2 separate regions of the Homo sapiens genome follow, and region 2 is linked to region 1. The links are chromatin contacts, found by Hi-C or POLR2A ChIA-PET in ENCODE. All regions are on one chromosome and are shown on one strand. The core of a region is the stretch at or near the end of the contact, and the rest is flanking DNA. Distances in the headings are between cores, read along the strand shown. Region 1 overlaps GIMAP8 (GTPase, IMAP family member 8). Region 2 holds the start of ZNF775 (zinc finger protein 775).

What was found. A loop is a pair of places that touch in the nucleus more often than their neighbours do. ChIA-PET counts read pairs that join two places held with the same protein, here RNA polymerase II (POLR2A). Pooled maps may share reads with other maps.
Region 2: a pooled map shows a loop between it and region 1 (2.6-fold over the local background). The contact joins the promoter of ZNF775 here to the enhancer-like site in region 1. A Hi-C loop is called at or near these places in 4 of 50 pooled maps. POLR2A ChIA-PET finds 5 or more read pairs at or near these places in 2 of 52 experiments (CD4-positive, alpha-beta memory T cell and HepG2).

Annotation. Positions count from the first base shown.
Region 1 is chr7:150,479,156-150,483,883 of GRCh38, forward strand. It overlaps GIMAP8 (GTPase, IMAP family member 8), which reads left to right. Exons shown (of 5, transcript NM_175571.4): 5 at 1-238. Among named protein-coding and RNA genes, the nearest start is that of GIMAP8, 31 kb to the left of the region's middle. RefSeq lists a silencer at 390-624. Within about 2 kb of position 2,541, at least 5 of the 41 ENCODE cell types and tissues checked have a DNase peak (open chromatin) inside an H3K27ac peak, as active enhancers do.
Region 2 is chr7:150,376,866-150,381,593 of GRCh38, forward strand. It overlaps ZNF775 (zinc finger protein 775), which reads left to right and starts at 2,465. Exons shown (of 3, transcript NM_173680.4): 1 at 2,465-2,527. ZNF775-AS1 (ZNF775 antisense RNA 1) reads right to left here. Exons shown (of 2, transcript NR_183445.1): 2 at 2,980-3,323. RefSeq lists enhancers at 1,454-1,613, 3,624-3,683 and a silencer at 2,024-2,833.

The sequences.
Region 1 (4,728 bases), core at 1,291-3,790:
ATACTTGAGGGTGGAGGGTGGCAGGAGGGTGAAGATTGAAAAGCTGCCTATTGCGTGTTATGCTGGTTTCCTGGGTGACAAAATTACCTGTACACCACACCCCTGTGACACACAACTTACTCATGTAACAAACCTGTGCATGTACCCCTTGAACCTGAAATAAAAATTGGAAAGTAAAAAAAAGTGTGTAAATATATTTAGTTGAATCAAATAATAAAGATGAATCATTATGAATTCACATTCTCTTTCTGATTTCTATTTTTGTGATTTAGGGAAGCAGCATACCTTCATGAAGAGACAATTGAGATGTTTAGATACCTTGACTCAGGCGAGGTTTTTGTATCTTTGGTGCCTGAGGACCTTCATTTAGACTGGGTGACAGCCATTTGTGTGGCAGGTCCCTGACAGCTCAGTTATCTTTCACTCTGGACATCTAAGTATAGCAAGGACAAATAAATGTAACCAGTATTAGAACCAGAAACATGGGAGGAATAAGGTCTGAAAGGCATTTTGTGCTTCTTCCCTGAGCTTCCCTTCTGCCTGAAGGCAGAAACAAATCCCAGTGTGCTACCTATGGCTGAGCAGGTGACACTGGGAGCTGCACAAGGTGGGTGATGTGTGGGCTAAGCAATGTGGCATCCTCTCACAGGTTGGCTCTAACATACCTTGCTGTTTTCCTTCAGGTCCAAGTCTGAACGGGGCAACAATACTGCTGTGTCAGTTTCTCTGAGAAATACATGCCGAGAAAGAGTTAGGAGCACAAGAGGTTTATGGGGAAAGCTCATGAAAGACAAAAGAGGGAAGAAGCCAAATTGGGCAGGGAAAGCCTTCAGACTGTCATTTAGACTGGACACTTGCAAGAGAAAAGTGGGGAGGAGCTGAGTTGGGCAGGAAGAGCCTGGCAAAGCCCAGGCCAACTCAATAGGGAATTCTGGGGCAAAGACAGATTAATAGCCAAGTCCTGCATTGGACAGACACTAGGAGCTCTGCTGTGCTCCGCTTTAGGCTGGGGACTGGCTGGAGAAAGCATGGCTTCAGCTCAGAAGCTCAGATGGGACCTGACAGTGTTGCAGCTGGAGCTGAATGGCAAGTTTCTTCTTGAAGTGAAAGCCTTCAAGAGTGGCATCCCTTCCTCACTGCCATAATTGGCGGACATCCTCCATGTCTCACTGAAGACCCTCCTTGAGCTGGAAGTCCAGAACTGATATTCTACTCTCTCAAACATATGTGTCTTACCAAGGCCACTATCATGCTGGCCACCTATTGCTTGTCCTGCCTCTCCAATGTGACATCATTGAGGTAATGTGCTAGTTCTCAACTGGAAACAATTTTGCCCTGTAGAAGACATTTGGCAATTCCTGGAGAAATTTTCTTTTTCTTTTTTTGGAGACGGAGTCTTCCTCAGTCACCCAGGCTGGAGCGCAGTGGTGTGATCTGGGGTCACAGCAAGCTCCGCCTCCCAGGTTCATGCTATTCTCCTGCCTCGGGCTGCCGAGTAGCTGGGACAACAGGCGCCCACCACCACGCCCGGCTAATTTTTTTTAAAAATTACTTTTAGTAGAGATGGGGTTTCACTGTGTTAGCCAGGATGGTCTTGATCTCCTGACCTCGTGATCTGCCCGCCTTGGCCCCTCAAAGTGCTGGGATTACAGGCGTGAGCCACCACACCCAGCCTCCTGGAGAATTTTTTAGTTGCCACAACAGGGAGTGGGTGCTACTGGTATGTGGTAAATAGAATCCAGGGATGCTACTGAACATCCTAAGATGCACACGACAGTCCCCCACAACAGAGTTATCTGGACCAAAATGTCAATAGTCCCAAGGCTGAGAGACCCTGATACAGTGGACCAATGTGATAGACTGCAGGATGTACAGATGATCCAGACCTCTTTTGGTTAGAGAGTGGGAGAGGTAACTTCTAAGGAAATGTTTTTTGCCTATTTACAGTGCCTCTGTTTTGCTGATGCACTAAGAACATGCTTATTTTTCACAAAGGGTCATCCAGCACCCCCAGCCTCCTCTCCTTCCTCAGAGCAATCCTTTTCACTTCATTTCTCTCTTTTCCTGCACTGAGCAAGATTTACTGAAGAACAAGGCTTTTGTGATGAACTTAGCATAAAGAGTAAAAAAAAAAAAAATAGTTTCGTGATTCCATGACGACAGAAAGTCCCATAAAATTTGGCTAAATTTCTGCAAGGGAGTCAGCTAAGTTGCTGACATGATCTGTGAAGCCTGCCAGCAAGCTCACTTCCCTAGAAGAATCCCCAGGCCACTTGGCTATGAGCCTCTTCTCCTCCTCCCTCAAATGAAGCATCCACCTTTTCAGTAAAAACCCTCTCCTTCCTAGCTCATCCTTACATTAGCTTGTTCCATGGGCCCACTGGTCCAGCCTCTACCACTAGCACACTATCATCCTCCCTAGCAGATGAAGGCATCGGCAGGCCCACCTCCCGTTCTCCCATGAGAGGCAGCTTGATGTTCATGAGAAACCTCCGTGGCCTTCACTCTTGCACCTCTGTATTTCTGTGAATACACACAGGATGTGCTCAACAGACTGGTGTAAAATCTAGTTGTGAACAGCATGATCAGCATGATACATTTTCCTCTTCAGCTACAAACTTCCTGTTTATTGCTCTTCACTTCACATCGTCCTCATGTATGTTGGTGGGTGGTAGTGTGGCGGGCTTGCGTTTCCTGACCCACAGATTATAGGGCAGCGTGTAGGCTAGACTAAAAGGGGTCAAGCCAGGGCCAAGGTGTCATGCCTAAAAGACCCTCTGGGAATATACTTGTAATTTGTCCTTCAAAAATCATCAGTAACCTGAAGTTTAAAATGACATCATGTCGACAATAATTATGAATGTTTTCCTAGCTTGCAACCCACCTGCTCTTGCAGCACTATGGGCTGCCAGCAAGTTCCTGTTTCCCTCAATTTATTTCTGAGGTTTCCCAATGGATGAGTTACATTAGCTACCGAAAATTTCTGTCACTTGTCACGTGGTGTTTATCTTGGTTTTACTTTTGTCCTGATCCAAATCCTTCTCCACTGGGTGCTGCTTACTAGGCACTGTTAACTACAAAGCATGCCTTTCAATCCTGTTGGCCACCACAGCTTCAAGTCAACACTGCAAGGCCTACTGGGTATTGGAGCATGCGCTAAACACCTTTGGTCTTTCTTCTATTTGTGTTTTCACTGGGTAATGAGGTTCTCACGGGCACCACTTTTGGCTCCACTGGCTGTTCATCCCTTCCTTCCTGGGTTTCCTATTTTGCAAATGGTGCCATAATCTGTCTAGTTGTCCATGACAGAAGCCTTGACTCTTTCTTCCAACAAATAACAAAAGAGTTGTGTATTATAAAGGCTTCATGTCTCTCTGGAGCATCCACTTTTTTTTTTCCTTATCTCTACTCGAGTTATGGTCACCATCGTTTCTGGACTGGATTGTTGCAACTGTTTCTTTGGATTGAACCTGTTTCGAGGCTTGCTTCTCTCAAATTACCTTTCACACTGCAACCATAATGCTATATATTTATAAGACAAATATAATTGTGAGATGATGTCAGTGGGAATAGCAGAATAATGTCCTCCAAAAATCTCCACAAAGATAGAGAACACTGTCAAAAAATAGTCAGAATCAACTCTTTTTTTTTTTTTTTTTTTCAGAACTCTGGGTATCAACCCAACGCTTGAAGCAATATTGAGAGTGTTCATTCAAGAAAAATAGTAAGAATAGTGAGTTCTGTCATGTTTCAACTTGCCCCTTTCTCATTACCCCCAACTCTGTGGTAACCTTGAAAACCAAAAAACTAAAATCACTATGAAAACTAGCAGCCTGGAAGCCACTGAAGGGAGCTGAATGGAGTTAGAGCCCCTTAAAAGTCCCATTTCTAGAAAAATGTCATTATTTGACCTGTCCAGTGGTGCCCTGGGAGATCCCACTTGCAATTCAGGAATGGAAAACCAAATAGTGTATTTTCTCATTTCTTAGTGGGAGCTAAGCTATGAGGACGCAAAGGCACGAGAATGATATAATGGACTGAGGAACTGGGAGGGGGGCAGATTGGGAGGGGGATGAGGGATAAAAGACGACACTGGGTCCAGTGTACTCTGCTTGGGTGACGGGTGCACTAAAATCTCAGAGATCACCACTAGATAACTTATCCATGTAACCAAAAACCACCTGTACCCCAAAAACCATTGAAATAAAAATTAAAAAAGGAACAAGGTAATGAAAAAGAATAAATATAGTACTAATTTAAAAGAAAGAAAAATCCTGAGATCCTCCCCACTGTTTCTAAGAGTCCTCTTTTTCCTCAGCCTTTTCTCTACCTCCTCAGTCCTACAGAATTATGCACTGTTTCTTTGTTGGTGCAAGACTCCAAAAGCCTAAAATGTGGTGTTTTTACTGTTACTTTAAAAAAAAAAAAAAAACACCCTGGTATTCACACACACAATTATTCCTATTCGACTTTTTCTTTTTCCTGTTGTTTTAGTTTCAGGAACTTTTACTGGAGGTTCTGCAGAGAACATGCAGAGTCAGCATGCAGCCTTCCTTCCTGATTTTGATCACTCTTCCTTTTGCTCCTTCCTCTTTTAAAAAAGTGTAAGACGCTTTTATTTGTGTCTTGAGAGACTGTTCTTTAGTGGATAATAATATCTCTGTTTTAGTCTGTCAAGCTTTGGTTAAAAAAACTCATTCCTACCCCCTTCTACATTACATTGAAAGG
Region 2 (4,728 bases), core at 1,215-3,714, 100 kb before region 1:
GTGGTTCTCAAGCCCTTGCTCTGCCTGGTTCATCACCACAGCAGTCACTGGGGAGGACTGCCTGGGTTGTAGGGGTCTGCTGGCAGGAGCTGCCCATCTCTTCTGAAGAATCCACAGTTTTTCTTTGTTTTCTTCTACAATTACAAAAGCATTAAATTATCTTTAAAAATAAATAATTCAGATAATAATGTGAACGTTCTCCTTCATTCCCCTATTCCACTCTCAAAATCCTTTTTGTTTACACTGAGAAAAGTTTGAGGAGTATTCTCCTAACACTTTTTTCCTGTGTATTTGCAAACACATATGCAGCCTCTCCCCCTGGTATTTTTTTTCTTAGTGGAAATAGGATCCCAGAGGTTCTCCATTCTTTCCACCTCTGAAATACCCTTGGTCATGGGATGCCAATCTGGAGGAAGTCTGCTCTGTAAGAAGGAAACAGGCCCAGAGAGTGGAAGTGACCCCCACCGGTGGGGGTCCTAATTTCTGAAAAACAACTCAAGGACATATGTCAAGATGTCATCTTCAGTTTCTATAAGGAAGCTAACGTTTTGTGACTCTTATTTGGGTACTATTGTTTAAACTATTACTACTTTCTTGCTTAGCAGGTCATTCATTCACTTCCCTAATTGCTGGTTGCAGGGCTAGCTAGGTGCCTGGAATTTCCCTTGAAGGGACTCAAATGTTTCTTTATTTTCGTGCATTGAATGGGGGGCTGGTGGCAGACCCCTAAGAGAGGTTCCTGCTCTGTCTCAACACTTGTAGCCAGTGGCAAATCTGGAACTAGAATACTGGTCTCAGCAACAGGAATGTATTCCACAAGCCTTCGTAGAACCTCTTCTAGGTACTCTTCTAGAAAATAAGCTAGGTGTGGTGGTGCATGCCAGTAGTCTCAGGTGTAGTTCAGGTGGGAGGATCCCTTGAGGCCAGGAGTTTGAGGCTGAAGTGCGTTATGATTGTGCCTGTGAATAGCCACTGTACTTTAACCTGGGAAACATAGCAAGACCCCGTCTTTAAAAAAATAAACAGGAGAATGAGACTCCAAAGTGTTGATAGCTAGTGATGTGTGGCCTCTTTATAGGGTGTGTATGATTTTGTATTTTACAAATCCTTCTATAGATAATATAACCAAATTAACGGTAAAAACTCAGTAAGGTATGCAGGCAACTAGAAAATTATTAACCCTATTTTATAGACGAATAAGTCAAAGTCCAGAAACAGAAAAGTATCTTTTATAAAAAGTACACATGAAGTTAGTGACAAAATCGAATCTCAGTCCCCAGTTCCTGCTGTGCTACTGAGGCTAAACCGCAGCCGGGCCTGTGGCAAATGTTTAATCAGCTGTTGACTGAAGAAAATAAGGTCCGCCTGCCCAACAGCAACCGTTTGTAGAGTCTCAGAGGCCCAGCTTCTGTCTGTATCTACCTCATGCCCCAGAGGCAGCTTCTAGCAGCTCCGGAGAGCATCCTGCCAGTGGGAGTTGACCCAGCTGCGCCCCCTTTGAGGGAGAAGTGTGAGGAATTTCCTTACAATGGGGTGGGGAGTTGCGAAGATACTCCTTCCTGAAGGTCTGGCAGTCTGGACCGGGGTGGCAACTGGGCGGAGATGATTCCGCTCACGGGAACCCTACCTAGTAACCCGACCTAGTAACGTAACCTCAGAGCCGTTCCTCAGCTAGAAAACAAAGGGATTAGGCCGGGCGCGGGTTTGTAATCCCAGCACTTTGGGAGGCCGAGGCCGCAGGGTCACTTAAGCTCAAGAGTTCGAGACCAGCCTGGGCAACATGGCGAGACCCCCATCTCTACAAAATATTTAAAAAGTTAGCAGGTTGGGAGGTTCGGTTGAGCCACGGGTTCGAGGTTGCACTGAGCCATGATCGCGCCACTGGGGTCTGAGCGAGACCACCTCCCTGAAACAGAAAACGAAGGGGTCGGGTATAATGATTTCTAAGGTCCCTCGTAGTGAACCCTAAAAGTTATCACACCCCACGGTGGGGCTATCGCGGCTTGAGGGCAGCCACAGCCTCAGCCGGGGTTTCTGTCCGGGCCCTGATGGGTCCCCAGCAGGGAGAAACAGCGTCCGGCGCGCTGTGGCGCTCGGCGAACGTGCGCTGAGTTCAGGCGTTACAACGGGGTCGCACGCGGAGTCCAGGCCTGGCAGGGGTGCCAGGACGCCGCCGGCCATCTGGGGCCCGACCTCCCAAGGTCTCCTCCCCGCGGCCGGCGGCTAGCGCGCTCACGGCGCCCGGGCCTTGCGCGCCCGCCGGGGGCGAGGTCAGCCCTCCCCCCTCGGCTATTGGCTCCAGAGAACAAAGGAGCCGCCCCGCGGGCTGCTCCGATAGGGCCGGGCGGGTCATCTGAGCGGCGCAGCCAATGGAGTGGCTGGGCGGCCCCGGGGATGGCCAGGCCCGCCAGCCAATCAGGCACCCGTGCCCGCCCCGCCTGCCCCGGGAATGGCCAGGGCCGGGAGCCCGGTGCCCAAGTCGCCCTCGGGGTGGCAGTTCCCGTTAACCTTAGCCACAAAGTCAAAGGTATTTATTTCCCCGTCGCCTCCCTCCGAGTCCCTCTGCATTTTGGGCGGGGAGGGGCGGTGCGAGGGATGGACCAGCGCCCGGCCCCGCTCCTCCCGTGCTGCCTCCGCCCGGCCCGGGCTGGGGCGGAGGGATGGGGCGGGGGCCTGGGGTGCCCCGAGCCCCGCGCGCCCCCCGAGCCCCGGGTCTCAAGCGTTCCCTCTGCCCCGACACAGCCGAGGGGAAAGGGGCGCGGCCGAGGGTGGGGAGGGCGCCAGGCCAGGGCAGCGAGGTTAGGAGGGAGGCTAGTGAGAATGGAGGGAGGACGCGGTGGCGAGTAGAGGGGTCGCCCGCGGGCGGTCTCTCCTGGGCTGTCCCGTTGTTCCGAGTTCCCCGTCCCTGTTCGCCTCCCTGATAGATCAGTTTCTGGGGGCAGGAACCCCAATGCTCGCTGCAGAGTGACAGACACATAGTAGGTGACCAATAAATGTGTGATTAAACGAGCGGGGATAAGGATTGGGGGTGGAGATAAGTGAGAGGGAAGCACCGCAGAAGTTGGAAGTGTGTGGTGTCGGGTGTGGCGGAGAACTCCTCTCTAGGAAGATGGGCACAGCAGCCGCGAACTCGGTGGGGCGGGGTGCGGGCATCCCCTCTGTGAAGAACGTTGAGGATATCTACATGTGGAAGGTGTGGAGATGGGTCCTCCTTCGGCCCTTTGAGCAAGATGATCTGAGCTGGGGCTGGGTGTGGTCAGAGCCCCAGGGGTTGGAGGCGGACGACAGCCCAAGGCTTCACAGCTAACTGTTCCCATGTTCATCTGTAAAATGAAGAGATTAGATGGCAGTTGTCTCCTTTCAGCTTGAAGGTTCATGCTTCCGTGCTTCAAATCTGTTTTGTACTGAAATTTCTTTTATTTAAGTGTTCCCTTATGACAGTTTTTATTAATGGATTACTGTGTGTGGAGCCTGTACTGGGTGCAGGGGAGAGAGAAGGACCCTGTGTTAAGATGCATGTAGTCTTGTGCAGACTAACAAATTGATGACAATGATGATTCCATGTAGATGGTCCTAGGTGCACAGGTTAAACAGAGAAGGGATTCCTGGCTGTGCCTGGTGTGTCCAAAAAGGCTTCCTGGTCAAAGCGATCCCTAATCTGGGCTGGGAAGGGGAGAACTGAGCAAGGGCCTTCCAAGGTTGGTCACAGGGTGCGAGGACACGGTGAGTTCAAGAGCCACGAGAGGATGGGGCGTGTCGGGGTGCAATGGGGAAAGATGAGCAGAGTTGAGTTCTCAGTTCCCTCTTATCCGAGGTGTGCGTGCCAGCAAGTCCATTTGGTGGGGGTCTGGGTTTCTGAAAAACAACTCAAGGACATATGCTAAGATGTTACCTTTAGTTTCTTTAGGCAACCACACGTTTCGTGTGGTCTGACTTCCTTGCTATTATTTTAGCTACGATTACCTTCTTATCAGGTTGCACATTTACTTCTCAGGACCAGCTAGGTGCCTGGAATTTCCCTGGAAAGAACTCAAGATTTTCCTTTATTTTCATGATTGGAGGGCACAGCAGGTGCCTGAAGGGGTCCCTGCTCCATCTCACTTTGCTTTCCCAAGGTCCTTTGAATGCAGCAAGGGATGCAAACGTGTTTATTAATTAAAATGTGACACCTCTTCAGAGATTGTTAGCAGCTGGGTTTATCCTCGGCCTTCAGCTCAGATGCAGGCCCTGACAGGTTCCTGAATATTAGAATTGGGGCCGAGGAATGTAAGTGCAGCTCTCGCCTCTGAAGGGAGGTGGGTGAGGAGGAGGGGGCCAGGGGTGTGGCGCAGGGGAGGTGTGGGTGGGACAGTTCCAGCAAGCGTGTTTACCTCTGGCCGGTGAAGGAAGTCTTGGAAGGAGGTACCTCAGGATCATGGCTGGGGTTGAATTGGGGACCTCTGGGAGGTGGGCAGGCATAGTGGATAAGGCAAGTGACCTGCTTGCATGCAGATCAGGTCTCCTGGGAATGTCGAGGGGAGCAAACTGAAGCCATGAAACCAGGCTGGCTGTTCATACCCTGAGGTACAGTTCTTATAACCCTGAGTGGGGAGCGGGTGATGGCAACAGCAACGACCTAAATCGAATTTGTCTTGCACCTTGGGAATGTCTCTCAGAGTCCTCTCACACTGTTTGCGTCCCGCCATCCCCACCCCCCACCGCCCCCGCCCCACTTGATATAACAATTCT